2 separate regions of the Homo sapiens genome follow, and region 2 is linked to region 1. A link is a contact called in ENCODE Hi-C or POLR2A ChIA-PET data. All regions are on one chromosome and are shown on one strand. The core of a region is the stretch at or near the end of the contact, and the rest is flanking DNA. Distances in the headings are between cores, read along the strand shown.

The links. Hi-C counts contacts between places; a loop is a spot of excess contacts on that map. ChIA-PET counts read pairs that join two places held with the same protein, here RNA polymerase II (POLR2A). Pooled maps may share reads with other maps.
Region 2: a loop to region 1 is called in a pooled map, with 2.8 times the contacts of the local background. The contact joins two enhancer-like sites. A Hi-C loop is called at or near these places in 2 of 50 pooled maps. POLR2A ChIA-PET finds 5 or more read pairs at or near these places in 5 of 52 experiments (K562, PC-9, SK-N-SH and 2 more).

The regions. Positions count from the first base shown.
Region 1 is chr6:35,970,889-35,978,067 of GRCh38, reverse strand. SLC26A8 (solute carrier family 26 member 8) reads left to right here. Exons shown (of 20, transcript NM_052961.4): 9 at 717-864; 10 at 2,580-2,693. It overlaps LOC105375035 (a long non-coding RNA gene), which reads right to left. Exons shown (of 7, transcript XR_926747.3): 3 at 6,665-6,716. Among named protein-coding and RNA genes, the nearest start is that of SLC26A8, 50 kb to the left of the region's middle. Within about 2 kb of position 4,292, at least 4 of the 41 ENCODE cell types and tissues checked have a DNase peak (open chromatin) inside an H3K27ac peak, as active enhancers do.
Region 2 is chr6:36,112,654-36,119,832 of GRCh38, reverse strand. It overlaps a transcript of MAPK14 not described here. Among named protein-coding and RNA genes, the nearest start is that of MAPK13, 14 kb to the left of the region's middle. RefSeq lists an enhancer at 4,516-4,595. Within about 2 kb of position 4,577, at least 6 of the 41 ENCODE cell types and tissues checked have a DNase peak (open chromatin) inside an H3K27ac peak, as active enhancers do.

The sequences.
Region 1 (7,179 bases), core at 3,043-5,542:
ATCACCCAGGCTAGAGTGCAGTGGCACAATCTCTGCTCACTGCAACCTCTGCCTCCTGGGTTCAAGAGATTCCCATGCCTCAGCCTCCAGAGTAGCTGGGATTACAGATGCACGCCACCACACCCGGCTAATTTTTTATATTTTTAGTAGAGATAAGGTTTCACCATGTTGGCCAGGCTGATCTCGAACTCCTGACCTCAAGTGGTCCACCCACCTCGGCCTCCCAAAGTGCTGGGATTGCAGGCGTGAGCCACCGCACCCAGCCATATGCCACCGCACCCAGCCGTATGTTGACATTATAGAAAGATTTGGAAAGTATTGCCTCATCTTCAACTTCTGGAAGAGTTTCTATAAAATAGGCATTATTTCTTCCTTAAATATCCACCTATTGTTCACCTATTGGTATGGCCTCAAACAGTATCAAGAAACCATTTTTCGTGAATCGTTAATGTTTGGCCTGTTCTGTTTACTGCCATTGCTACCTGGCAGAAACATTGAACTGCAAAACACAACAACATGTTCTCTCAATGGCTTTCATAACTTGGCTTGGTTTGCTGGCAGTTTTGGCAGGCTGCTGCCTCAATCACTCCGCTTGTCCCTATTGTTATTAAAAAAAAAAAAAAAAGAATCAGGACAGCCCAGTGTTAGAATAGAGTGGCGGAGGTACCAAGAAAGGATTCCTGCTATCCAGAAATAATTCCACTATTCTATTCCAGCTTTCTGCTTCCTGTAACACCAGATTTCAGCCTTCTTCCCAAGATAATTTTACAAGCCTTCTCCTTATCTTTGGTGAGCTCCTTTCTGCTCATATTTCTGGGCAAGAAGATTGCCAGTCTTCACAATTACAGTGTCAATTCCAACCAGGTGAGAGGACTACTACTTCCTCTGATCCTTAACTCTTTGTTCTTTAATCAAAGCCTCCTGCCAACATGAAGCAGGAGTCTTTTTTAACTGAAGAGCCACTTGGACCATGGTTTGGACAGTAATCACAAAGGATTTTTGAGAGGTGAGGGATACTTAACTTTGAGGGCACTTGAATTAACCTGAGTGTTATTGCCCTAGAACAGATATGATACAGAGAGGCCAGAAAATTATGGCATCATGTTGTTAAGCTAGGAGAGTTTCACTTTTCTTAATTTTAGCTTTCTTTCTACCAAGTCCTCCAACCACATACTGAGGTGCAATAAGAAATGCTGCAGAACGTCTTATAAAAAGCCAGGGTTGGGCCAGGAGTAGTGGCTCACGTCTGTAATCCCAGCACTTTGGGAGGCCAAGGCAGGTGGATCACGAGGTCAGGAGATCAAGACCATCCTGGCTAACACGGTGAAACCCTGTCTCTACCAAAAATACAAAAAAAAAATTAGCCGGGCATGGTGGCGGGCGCCTGTGCTCCCAGCTACTCGGGAGGCAGAGGCAGGAGAATGGCGTGAACCCGGGAGGCGGAACTTGCAGCGAGCCGAGACCGCGCCACTGCACTCCAGTCTGGGCGACTCCATCTCAAAAAAAAAAAAAAAAAAGCGAGGGCTTCTAATACCATACAGTTGGCCTCCCAGAAATAGTTTTTGTCTTTTAGCCCTTTCCCTAGAACTCAAGAGGGAAATATGGAAACAACAGGTGTTCCAATTTGACCTTTTTTTTTTTTTGAGACGGAGTTTTGCTCTTGTTACCCATGCTGGAGTGCAATGGCATGATCTTGGGTCACCACAACCTCCACCTCCCAGGTTCAAGCGATTCTCCTGCCTCAGCCACCCGAGTAGCTGGGATTACAGATGCTCACCACCATGCCCAGCTAATTTTTGTATTTTTAGTAGAGATGGGGTTTCACCACGTTGGCCAGACTGGTCTCGAACTCCTGACCTCACAATCTGCCTGCCTCAGCCTCCCAAAGTGCTGGGATTACAGGTGTGAGCCACCGCACCCAGCCCAATTTGACCTTTAGGGTAGCACATAAGGCAGGGAGAATAGCATTGTGCTTCTCCCTGTCATCCTAAGTCCTGGTCATCACTTGAAAGAGAATAAAAATGCCAGAGTCTCATTTTCTCACCTTGAAAAAGCACTTTCCTTGTGATGACTAGCTAAAATGATGATTTGGTTTAGTCAAGAAAATCAGATGTGCCATCCTTTTGTTCTAATTTTTTTTTTTTTTTTTTTTTTGAGATGGAGTTTCGCTCTTGCTGCCCAGGCTGGAGTGCAATGGTGCAATCTCGGCTCACCACAACGTCTGTCTCTCAGGTTCAAGCGATTCTCCTGCCTCAGACTCCCGAGTAGCTGGGATTACAGGCATGCGCCACTATGCCTGGCAAATTTTGTATTTTTAGTAGAGACAGGGTTTCTCCATGTTGGTCAGGCTTGTCTCAAACTCCCGACCTCAGGTGATCCACCAGCCTCAGCCTCCTAAAGTGTTGAGCTTATAGGTGTGAGCCACCTCATCCGGCCTTCTAATAATATTTCAATCTGTTATTTCAAGTGATGCAAACAACCCTATCTTCATATAAAAAAAAAAAACCATATGCCTTCAACTCAAAATCAGCATTCTTCAACAAAAACGGGGGCCTAAAGCATCTGCTGTTTCTTTACAGGATTTAATAGCCATCGGCCTTTGCAATGTCGTCAGTTCATTTTTCAGATCTTGTGTGTTTACTGGTGCTATTGCTAGGACTATTATCCAGGATAAATCTGGAGGAAGACAACAGGTATGTTGAAATACAATTTGATCTCTAATACATAAACATATTCATATCAATTCATATGTATATTCAGAGTAGGGAATTAAATGGGTTTAATCTTCTTGCTGTTTTAATGCTATGCTTAATGGGAAAGACCTCTGGGATGAATTTGGATTCCATGCTTGCCTTAATTTTTGCTCAGATTTTGTCTTAAAAGTTACTTGTCAATGTGGAACTTGAAAGCCATTTTCTACAGAAATATGTGAGAGGTTTCCGTATATTAGCCCACAAAACCCCACTTTCCATGTAACATACCTAAAGGATAAGAATATTTTAGGTAAACTGGCCAAGTGTGGTGGCTCACGCCTGTAATACCAACACTTTAGAAGGCCGAAGTGGGTGGATCACTTGAGGTCAGGAGTTTGAGACCAGCCTGGCTAACATGGTAAAACCCCATCTCTACTAGAAATACAAAAAAAAAGAAAAAAAAAAAAACAATTAGCTGGGTGTTGTGGCGCACACATGTAATTCCAGCTACCCAGGAGGCTGACGCAGGAGAATCACTTGAACCTAGGAGACAGAGGTTGCAATGAGTTGAGATGGTGCCACTGCACTCCAGCCTGGGTGGCAGAATGAGATTCCGTCTCAAACAAACAAACAAAAAAGAATATTTCTGGTAAACTTACCATCATCTGCTAATGCTTTCCCCCTGTGGGAAGATGCATTCTCACACCTAGTCTGGAAAAGCAATAATACAACTCTACACACCTTGGCAGCAAAGCAAAAATTTTCCTGGCTTCTTCAAAAGGGCATGGCAAGGGGCTTTCATGACAGGGTGTCAGGTCTTTGTCTAGGAGAGCCTAGAGAATGTATAATTGTTCTACTTTTGTATAAGAGAAAATTATCTAGGTCAGATTTTCTGCAGGTATTCTGAGTCAGTAAACTAAATGTTTAGGCATGTGTTAAGCATACATAGAGAGAATGGTGGTCGAAAAGACTGTAGAGGCAAAGTGTCTAATTGCAGGCATGAGATTTTATAAGTCTAATGTTCATGAGTTTTGTTTTTTGTTTTTGTTTTTGTTTTGAGACACAGTCTTGCTCTGTCACCCAGGCTGGAGTGCAGTGACGCGATCTCGGCTCACTGCAACCTCCGCCTCCCAGGCTCAAGTGATTTTCCTGCCTCAGCCTCCCGAGTAGCTGGGATTACAGGCATCCGCCACGACATCCAGCTAACATTTGTATTTTTAGCAGAGATGGGGTTTTACTATGTTGGCCAGGCTGGTCTTGAACTCCTGAACTCAAGTGATCTGCCTGCCTTGGCCTCCCAAAGTGCTGGGATTACAGGCATGAACCACCGGGCCCGGCCCAATGTTCATGAGTTTTGAACTGACTAGATAAAATTACAACAGGCTAACCTGAGAGGTGTCCCATCTCAACTATGCAGAGTGACAAAATGTCAGAGAGCTATCGGAATTGAAACTGGGGTTGCCCGGGGAATGAGTCAGCATTCAGACGCCAGAGAAACAGTGGCAGAGGTCAAAGACAAGCTTCTGCTGCAGAAACATAGTAAAAGGTGTAGCCATGGTCAGAAACGAATGTGTCAGCAGAATGAACAGTCAACTTTCACATGGAAAGACAAAGTGTCATAGTCCATGGGCAAATATGTGGTGAAGCATAAGGTAAAAGGTAATACAAGTCAGAAAGATTAGGCAGGGGTGAGAGCCTGGGTATAGAGCAGGGGTGTCCAATCTTTTGGCTTCCCTGGCCCCACTGGAAGAAGGAGAATTGTCTTGGGCCACACATAAAATGCACTAATTCTAACAATAGCTGATGAGCTAAAAAAAAAAAAATCGCTAAAATATTTTATAATGTTTTAAGAAAGTTTACGAATTTTTGTTGGGCTGCATCCAAAGCTGTCCTGGGCCACATGTGGCCCCGCAGGCCTCAGGTTGGACAAGTTTGGTCTAGAATAAGACTACATTGTACCATTTTATGTGGACCAAGTTTTGTTTGTCACAGAGCTTCTTCCGGACACATTGGCCTTTTCCACTACTGCTTAATAGACAGAGAAATTTGGGCTATGTTCAGAAGAAGAGTGTTTTGTACAAGCATGCAAAAACTTTGGAGTCAAAGAGACTCCAAAGAGACTTGGAGAGTTTTAGAAGAAGAAATGGAAATGGAGATTCCAGAGATTAGTTCCACTAACTTTTTATGACATACTTTGTTTATTCAGTATATAAGCATAATGTAAATTTGGGAGACAAGATGTGCACGGCTAGAAAAAAACTAAATCACAGTGCAAGGAAAATTGAGTGCAGAATGAGGACGATTTTTAAAAAGCGGCATAAATATTGCAAGAAGGAGAATGATGGCAGAAGTGGGACTTTCATGGAGTACTGAAAGGGTTTAGGGTATGTGTAGATGGAAGGAGGAAGAAGGGCTTCAGTTCAGCCTCAGAGCTGTCTTAACAGCAGGATTCCACTTGTGCGTGCAATGCAGACTGGAGGAAGACTGGCTGTGCCAAATGCACTCATTGATTCTGGGAATAGAAAGGCCAAGTTTTGAGAGGGTTTTGGCAGACGATTGAATTTCCAACCCCTGAGCAAGCCCATTTTTAGCATTTTAGCCTGTTGAACAGAAGGTCTGCCTCAAAGGTAGCCTATGGCACTCATTTTGTTTTCCGCTGCCACCTTGTTCATCTGTGCAGCACAGTTCTGCCAGTGACACCTCTCAATGCAGTGCAGCGGCCCTCCACAGGGAGGCATGTCCCTAGGAATGCTGAGAAGCCCTCCCTGAGGCCTTGACATGCCCCTTGCAAATCCCTGGCTCAAGCAGAGAATGTTGCTGACCCCTGGCCCTACACATGGCAGCTGCCCAGACTATACTCTTGAGTTCCTAATCTGGACCAGAAAAGACCTATGAGACTCATTCATCTTCTTCATTCCATGGGAGTGGAGTTTTCTCTCCACCTCTTATCTCTGGAGGCCTTATGATTTTTTTTTTTTTTTCAGAGACAGGGTCTCACTATGTTGTCCAAACTCCAGGCCTCAAGTGATCTTCTCACTTCAGCCCCCCAGAGTGCTAGGATTCCAGGCATGAGCCACCGTGCGCCAACCCGCTGGGGGCTCTTGATTCACTCTGCCTGAGAATGTCCCTATTTCTTCAAAGTTTCTTAGGACTGCAGAAAAGAGAAATATGGGGCTGGCTCTGAACCTCTCAAAAATAATCTGCCATCAAGGGTCACTTTGTTTTTATTTTTTATCTGGCATAGATGCAAACTGTGTATATGTGTTTAGATTTCACTTAATTTCTTGCTGTCTAGAACTCATTTCCCTCCAGTGGCTGCAGCAAAACCTACTGGTCCTTCTGGCCACAGCCTCAGCCTGAGGCATTGGCAGGCCTGACCCATGGCAAAGGGGATGTGATGAGCCCTAGTAGGCCTGTGGCCAGCTGGGCTGTCCCCCACTCCATCTTTCTGGTCATCCTATTCGTACCACTGTGCTTCCGTGTTCTCCAAGATTAGGTTTCTGTCATTGCCCCCTGCTTTCTAAGGACCTGCCTTGCCCAGGCTCCCCGAACAGCTTTAAAAATGGGTTATTGTAAAAGAGAGAAATGAATGCATTGCATTCTTTTTAGAGGAAGTCAATGGGGCCGTGGAGAGAGCCTGGATTTTGGAGTCAGATGGTCAGGGGAGGTTGAACCTGACTCCATGCTTCCTAGATGTATGTGACCTTGGGCAAATTAATTTTGCTCTCTGAGGTTCTAGTCTTCATCTGGAAAGTGGGGATAAGACAAATTTGCCCATTGTGAGAATTAAATTAGATGCTAATGGGTGCCTGTCACTTAAGAGTTCAAAAATCATCACTTCTACCCCAAGACCCAAGTGCCTGGGCAGGTGTTCATCATCTGCTATTCTACTTCATGGAGCCCCCTGTACATGGAGCAATTGATGCCTGAGGGTCTGCATGTTGATTGTGGCTGTGGCTATGGAAACTCACATGGCTTTGACTCTCTGGAGAGAAGGCACAGTCAGTCTTTGCTCAAGAAAGCCTGGAAAAGTGATGGAAAATCTGGTCAGAAAAACAAAGCATGCATGAGATGTAAAACATGCAGACAGTGCTTGCTGTCATCAGACCCTGTTCAGGCACTGAGGCTGAGCTCTGAGAGCCATCGAGCATCTTCCTGAGGCGCAATGCCACAGAAGATGGTCCTCTGATCCCAAAACCCATTCCTATGAATGTGCAGCCAAGGGGAACACAATTATTGGCAGGCCTCCAACCCTCTCTGAGCAGCTAATTTTATGGGATTTGGTGTCTAGTTTGTGCTCATTTTGACTTAGGATTTTTGTTGTTGTTGTTGTTGTTGTTGTTGTTTTGAGATGGAGTTTTGCTCTTGTTGCCCTGGCTGGAGTGCATTGGCGAGGTCTTGGCTCTGCAACCTCTGCCTCCCAGGTGCAAACGATTCTCCTGCCTCAGCCTCCCAAGTAGCTGGGATTACAGGCGCCTGCCACTAC
Region 2 (7,179 bases), core at 3,328-5,827, 140 kb before region 1:
CGTCTCTGTTTCTCAGCCTCGGCACTGCTGACATGTTTCTGCTGGGTAATTCCTCGTTGTGGGGGCCGTCCTGTGCGTCGCAAAATGTTCAGCAGCATCCCTGGCCTCTACCCACTAGATGCTCACCACCCTCACCTCCAAGTGTGACAACTAAAAAGGTCTCCAGACATTGCCTATTGTTCCTGGGACAGAGGCAAAATCAGGGGTCTGGGGTGGTGGTGGGGGAATCATTCTAGTTCATTTGTCTTCACTGCCATTTAATATTTCATTGCATGAATACATACTGCAGTTTATTTCCTATTCCCCTATTGATGGTGTTTGAGGTTTGTTCCCATTTTTTCCTGCTATTACAAATGATGTTGAGTGAAAAGTCTGTACTCTGTTCCTTGTTGACATACGAGAAAGCTTCTAGAAAGTTCTAGAATTACCTAGAACCGCAGCTATGTACAGCTTCTGCCCTTACTGAATCCTGCCAAATGGACGCCAATGTATGAAAGCTCTACAGTTTTTGCACGGGCAAATTCATTTGCCTTTTCCTGCATGGTTTCTAGGTTTGGGGACATGCTTTGAAAGCCTTTCTCCATTTAAATCTTTGACCTGTCTGGAAATGATTGTGGCTGAAGGAGGAAAGTGTCTATCTAGCTGTTTCAATGCCATTTATTGACACAGATCACTGAATAATAATGAGTTTTAAAAGCGATGTTTTCCAGATTTAAAAAAATTTCTTGGAGTTATGCCAATCTGTCAACAGCTATTATTTCCAGGTAGTGGGATAATAGATGTTACCTACTACATTTAAACATTTTCAACAATAAATATGTTTTGTGTCATGAAAGAATAATAGTTAGACAAAGTAATGTGGTAAGTGCTTTGACCCTGGTAAGATCAGCACAAATTACATAAACACTTGGAGGGGGGCACCTGACTCAACTGGAGGCTGGGGAGAGGACTGGTTGGGTGGGGGCTGTTTCCTCACCGTGAAGCAGGGTGGGGCTTGTTGAGGGCACAGCAGCCACTCGGCTGTTTGCCTCCAGATAGGGACACTCCCCACCACAAGCACTGTGTCAGCAACCATGATCAGATAGTCATTGCCTGTCTCACTGGGCAGAGCTGTGAGTGGCTGAGTTTCCATACAGGACAATCAGCTCTGTCATACTTGAGCAATGGCCCAGGGGAAATGGGTCTTTGTGTAATGGCAGCGGATGGTGACCTCACACCTCACACTGGAAACACACAGTGGAGCCAGCTGATCAGGTCGAGGTAACCCAAGAGGACATGCAGCCCTGGACGCCACGAGAAATCCTGTTGTCTGTCAGTTGAGTGCCAGGGAGGTGGATCAAAGGTGCACCGGCCCAGAAATGGCCTCCAGCAACAGGTGCTTAGATGTTCTGTTCTAGGGGTGCCAGCGAGATGGTACAGTCATTGTTTACCACTGCCTTTTCCCATGAAAACAACGAACAACTCCATGGGGACAGGAATTTGACTTTTATTCTTTCCCATATTCCCAGTGCCTGACAGATGGAAGGTACCTAATAGATATTTGTAGAATGGCTGAATGAGGGTGCAAGACACCATAATGCCTTCCAATTATCTTTCTTTTGCCTTGCTATTTTCATTTTAAAGTGGCAGATGGATGGGGACACAGTAGGAATTATCTAGATTATGGCCATCAGCCACTTTCAATAATCTTTTGGTTCTTGTTCTAATTCATTAAATTGCTGTGCAGCCAACTTGAATTACACAGCAAGACACAGCAAAGAGAATCAGAAGCCAATTCTTCTAACACGTATCTCTTCTTAAACAAGGAAATTCCACACAGCACCATTTCTTAGGCAAGGCAGATAACCCCTACATATTTGGTTTTTCTTTAAATGATCTTTGCTTCTAAAGACTATTGATTGTAAAAACAGGAAGCAAAAGACAAGGTGATCTGCAAGGGATTAAAAGCTGACAGTCATTTATGGACTCGGTCAATAAGGACTGAATGCCTACTGTGTGCCAGGTACCAAGCTAGGTGACAGGGACACCACAGTGAACAAGACATGATCTGTCTTCGATGACATGCAGCCTTAAGCCAGTATTTAGCATTTACTGTATACTCAGGGTTTTTCATGTCTTAACTCATTTAGTCCTCACAGCCCCACTCTCTATTATTGGTACAATCTTGAGCAAATTACTTAATCACATCAAAGGTTCCAGAGCCTGTATCCTTAACCTTTATATGTTTTTCTTTTTTGAGCAGGTGGTACAAACAGCAAGCAATGATAAAGCAGTGTAATCAGTGCCACCAATGATCATTCCAGATTACAGGGTGCATGCAGAAGACACAGCTAATCCAGGCTTGGGAATGGTCAGAAATTTACTGAGGGAGTGATGTCAAGGCTGAACAGAAGAACGAATACATTAGCTCAGAGGAATGAGGAGGAGGAAGAGGGTTCTAGAGAGAGGGACTATCACGCACAAAGACCAGGAGAGAAAGCAAGAGCACACAGTGACTTTGTCCCATTAGAGCACTGCTATAGAGAGCCAGAGGGAAGCATGCTCATCTTCTAGGACATACAAAGCGAGTGCTGGCTTGAGCCCTTTTGGCTGAAAGAGGGAAAAGGTAGTTTCTCTTCAGAGGCCTGGAGGTGCATTTCTATCCCAGATGAGTAGAGAAGCGAGGGCAAGGGGCCTGGAACTAGGGAGAGAGACCCAGTGTGTGCTGAACAAGATAAGGCACCAGTGCCTGGCTGTGGCTGCCAGGGACTCCTCCCCAATTTGGCCAGCAGCAGCCAGGGAGTCCTTATGGAAATTATGCTGAATTAATTTTTTTAAATTTTCTTTAAAAAAACCAAAAGAGGATTGTCTAACACCAATGCTATAAAACTCTTTGGAACCAGGAGTCTTTCAACGTTGATATCAGGATAGTCTGTTGAATCTAGCCTCAGTTGTAACGTGACTGAGAAAGAGACATTACTTGTATAGAATATGCAAGAATGTAAATTGCCTAACATACAGTAGCAGTTCATTAAAAGAACTACTTTTTAGTAGGGAGGTAAGGAAAGTAGGGGGAAGGAGGTGAAGGAAGGAAGGAAGACCATAGGGAGCCAGGTCTGTCCTGCATTGTGGAGGTTTCACTTCTTAGGACTCCAGGTGTCCCAGAGTCATTTGATCTGTCAGCAGTTCTCAGCGGGTGCACTGAAATCTCTGGGGCCATTTTTGGTTATCATACTGATCAGGAGTATTACTGATATGAGCATGCACGGGCCACTGTGCAGAGTGGGATTCTTAACAAGAATTGCTTCACATTACAAACATCCTGCTGGACATTCATGAAGGTGGAAAAAACTATTTATGATTATCTGAGCCTAGACTGTAACTTGGTTTTACATATCAAACAAATACTTTTCTGCATATTAATATACTTACATTTCCCAGGATCACAACTGAGTAAATAAAAAAGTTCTCCAGGCTGGGCAACAGACTGAGACCCTGTCCAAAAAAAAAAAAAGATTCTAATTGTTTGTTTGAAATTTTTACCAAGAGTTGCTTACCACTTTCAGAAAAATCATGACTGACAGCAGTCAGCCATGGTATCTGAGTTGTCAAGACAACACAACTGTATCAGTACGCATTTGGAGCTGTCATATTCAAGGTGATTCTATGTATAGGTACAAGCATCTAACTACTTCATTATTTCTTTTATGTAGCTATGCCTGAGAATTTACTTTTTATTTTTTTTTAGACAGGGTCTCACTCTGTCACCCAGGCTGGAGTGCAGTGGAATGATCATGGCTCACTGCAGCCTCAACCTCCATGGCTTAAGCAATCTTCCTGCCTCAGCCTCCTCAGTAGCTGGGACTACAGGTGTGTGCCACCATGCCCAGATAACTTTTTATTTTTTCATTTTTTTTTTTTTTTTTGAGACGGAGTCTCCCTCTGTTGCCCAGGCTGGAGTGCAGTGGCATGATCTCAGCTTACTGCAAGATCCACCTCCCAGGTTCAAGCAATTTTCCCGCCTCAGCCTCCTGAGTAGCTGGGACCCAGGTGGGTGCCACCACAGCTGACTAATTTTTCTATCTTGTACTAATTTCGTATTTTTAGTAGAGATGGGGTTTCACCATGTTGGCCAGGATGGCGAGTGATCCACTTGCCTCAGCCTCCCAAAGTGCTGTGATTACAGGTGTAAGCCACTGCGCCCCGCCCCAGTTAACGTTTTAAAAATTTTCTGTAGAGACGGGTTTCTCCATGTTGGCCAGGCTCATCCTAAACTCCTGACCTCAAGTGTTCTGCCCGCCTCAGCCTCCCAAAGTGCCGGGATTACAGGTGCGAGCCACCATGCCCAGCCAGCACTTATATATGGAAATGTATTCGTATTTTTCCTTTGTCATTTATATTGGATCATTATATTTTCTTTGAAATTGTGTGAATTATCTATGAATTTCACCTCAGCATTATAAAAGAGGTATTATAAAATATTAGTTATGCAAAGGGTAATAGATCTGACAAGAGTTTAGAACCACTGGTTTTTGTTAAGAATCTAGGCTGGGTCTGTGGTTTTACACCTTCTTCTTTTCTGCTGCAACTGACACTCAAATGGTGGTGGCAGTTTCTATTTTTAGTTGCAAACTGAAGGTTACTTCCTTATTTAACTTATAATAACTTCTAAACAAAGCACCTTCCTTAAATTGAACTACTCAAATAACTCTGCAATATAACATTATCCCACTGGCTATGCGTACTTAGACCACAGCCTATGGCTTCAATAATGGGTTTTCCAGAAACTGCCTCAGGACCATTTGTCCTCAGAAGCTCTCTCCCCAGTTGGCTTTAGAGACACACACTGTTCCCAGATGCAGAAGGCTGCAAACTCCCCCTAACAAGACAGCCTCGATGCCCCCTGTCAACTCGTGAGATGCAGACTAACCAGTATCTTGAGTGTCGACAACACACCAGGCACATTGAGATTTGTTATTTCCTTACTGGTCTAAGAAAATCTTGTAGTCATACCCCCAGTTTAATTACCAGATTTTCTGCCTGTGGATAATGGCAAAGAACTTCTGAACAAAGGATAACTTAATTTACTCAACCTACTGTTTTTTTTTAAGAAATGAAATGACCTTTATTCAGTACCAAACATATTTCCCCTAAAAATATGTATTTGAGTCTAAAAAGGCCTTTCCAATTTGTACTTTTCCTCCAAGATGCCAAGCTACTTTTTTTTTTTTTTTTTAAACAGAGTTCCACTCTTGTTGCCCAGGCTGGAGTGCTGCGGTGTCATCTTGGCTCACTGCAACCTCCGCCTCCCAGGTTCAAGCGATTCTCCTGCCTCAGCCTCCCAAGTAGCTGGGATTACAGGTGCCCACCACCAAGCCCGGCTAATTTTTTGTATTTTTAGTAGAGACAGGGTTTTGCCATGTTGGCCAGGCTGGTTTTGAACTCCTGACCTCAGGTGATCCGCCCACCTCGGCCTCCCAAAGTGCTGGGATTACAGGCATGAGCCACCGTGCCCGGCCACCAAACTACTTCTTTAAGTTACAACAGGCCAGTGGGTGTTAACTCTTTTTTCAAGAAAAGAGGCTTTGGTGTTCTGCAAGATTAGGAGGGATGAAGTGTTAGATTCATGGTTTTCAACCAGGGATGATTTTGTTCCCCAGAAGCCATTTGGCAACAACATCTGGAGACATCTCTGGCTATCCCAACTGGGGGAAGGGAGCATGAGTGCTACTGGCATTAGTGGGTAGAGGCCAGGGATGCTGCCTAACACCCTACACTGCACAGGACAGCTTCCACAACAAATAATTATCTGGTCTGAGATGCCAATAGTGCCAAAATTGAAAAATCCTGCTTAAGATCCTTAAAATACACCCTTCTACTGAAGAAGAAACAACCAAACCCTCCCAGCTGGGTGGAGAATGCCGCTACAAAGTACTGGTGCGGCTTTGCTTGCCAGAGGCCTAACAGCTGGGTGCAATTTCTTTCCAGCAACTGTTCTCCTGCCTTGAAAGGCTGGGCTCTAGCCCTGGCAAAACTGAAATTTGAGAATGGTTCCCCAGGTCACATAGACTTTTAAACACCTTTCTCATTAAAAAACAAAACAAAGAAAGAAAAGGTTTCTTCTGATCACAAAACAAAACTCTCAGTGTAAAAAAAGGTACACATTACAGAAATAGCATAAAAATTAAAGGGCACAATCCCACTGCCTAGAGATGGTTGCTAACAGTTCAATGTATATTCATTTCCTAGCCAGGCATTACCTATCAACAAAAAAGGGGGCTAGGATACTACAGTTTGCCACTGACTTTTTCTCCTTCACAATGTATGTTGCACATCTATCCATGCCTAGCTGGATGGTATTCCACTGCACAGATGACCATCTTATTCAATCAAGTCCTTATTCATAGATATGTGGGTTACTTCCAGTATTTTGCTGTACAAAGAATGTGACACTGAAAAACATTCTACTTTGTGCACTTAAGACCTTTTTTTTTTTTTTTTTTTTTTTTTATGAGACAGGGTCTCACTATGTCACCCAGGCTGGAATGCAGTGGCACAACCATGACTCACTGCAGCCTTGAACTCCTGGGCTCAAGAGATCCTCCCACCTCAGCCTCCCAAGCAGCTGGGACTACAAGGCATGCACCACCACACCTGGCTAATGTAGAGTCAAGAGTCCCCAGCTATGTTGCTCAGGCTGAAGACTTCTGAGAAGTGTAAATGCTAAGTTCAAAGGGCATGTACATTATTAAAACATATCTGCATTATAAATAAAAGGGGGTCTTTATTATTTGCATATTCATTAACCAAGTCCTTGCAGCTACCAAATTATATAGAGAAGTGAAAGTCATCCCAATGTGAAAACATTCACTAATGAGCTATTTATAAAAAGTTAGTCCCTCTTTGCTTCTTAAGTACCTGAAGCCAATGTATTTATCCTGCCCACTGTATTCTGGTCTTCTGTTAGTCTCTATGGTTATACTGTAAGCATATGACAAATGACACAAATAGAATGCAACTTAATTGCAATAATCACAAATCTTGCAAATGGTGGTGGATTTGATGAAGTTGATAAATAATGCTAGAAAACTGCTCAAACCTTAAGCAAAAGCTCTGAAAAGTGTGGGTGACAGACTCAGACCAGTTAACAATAAAAGGAAAGTTGAGGAGGTGATCACCGATAGATACTTATAAAAAAGA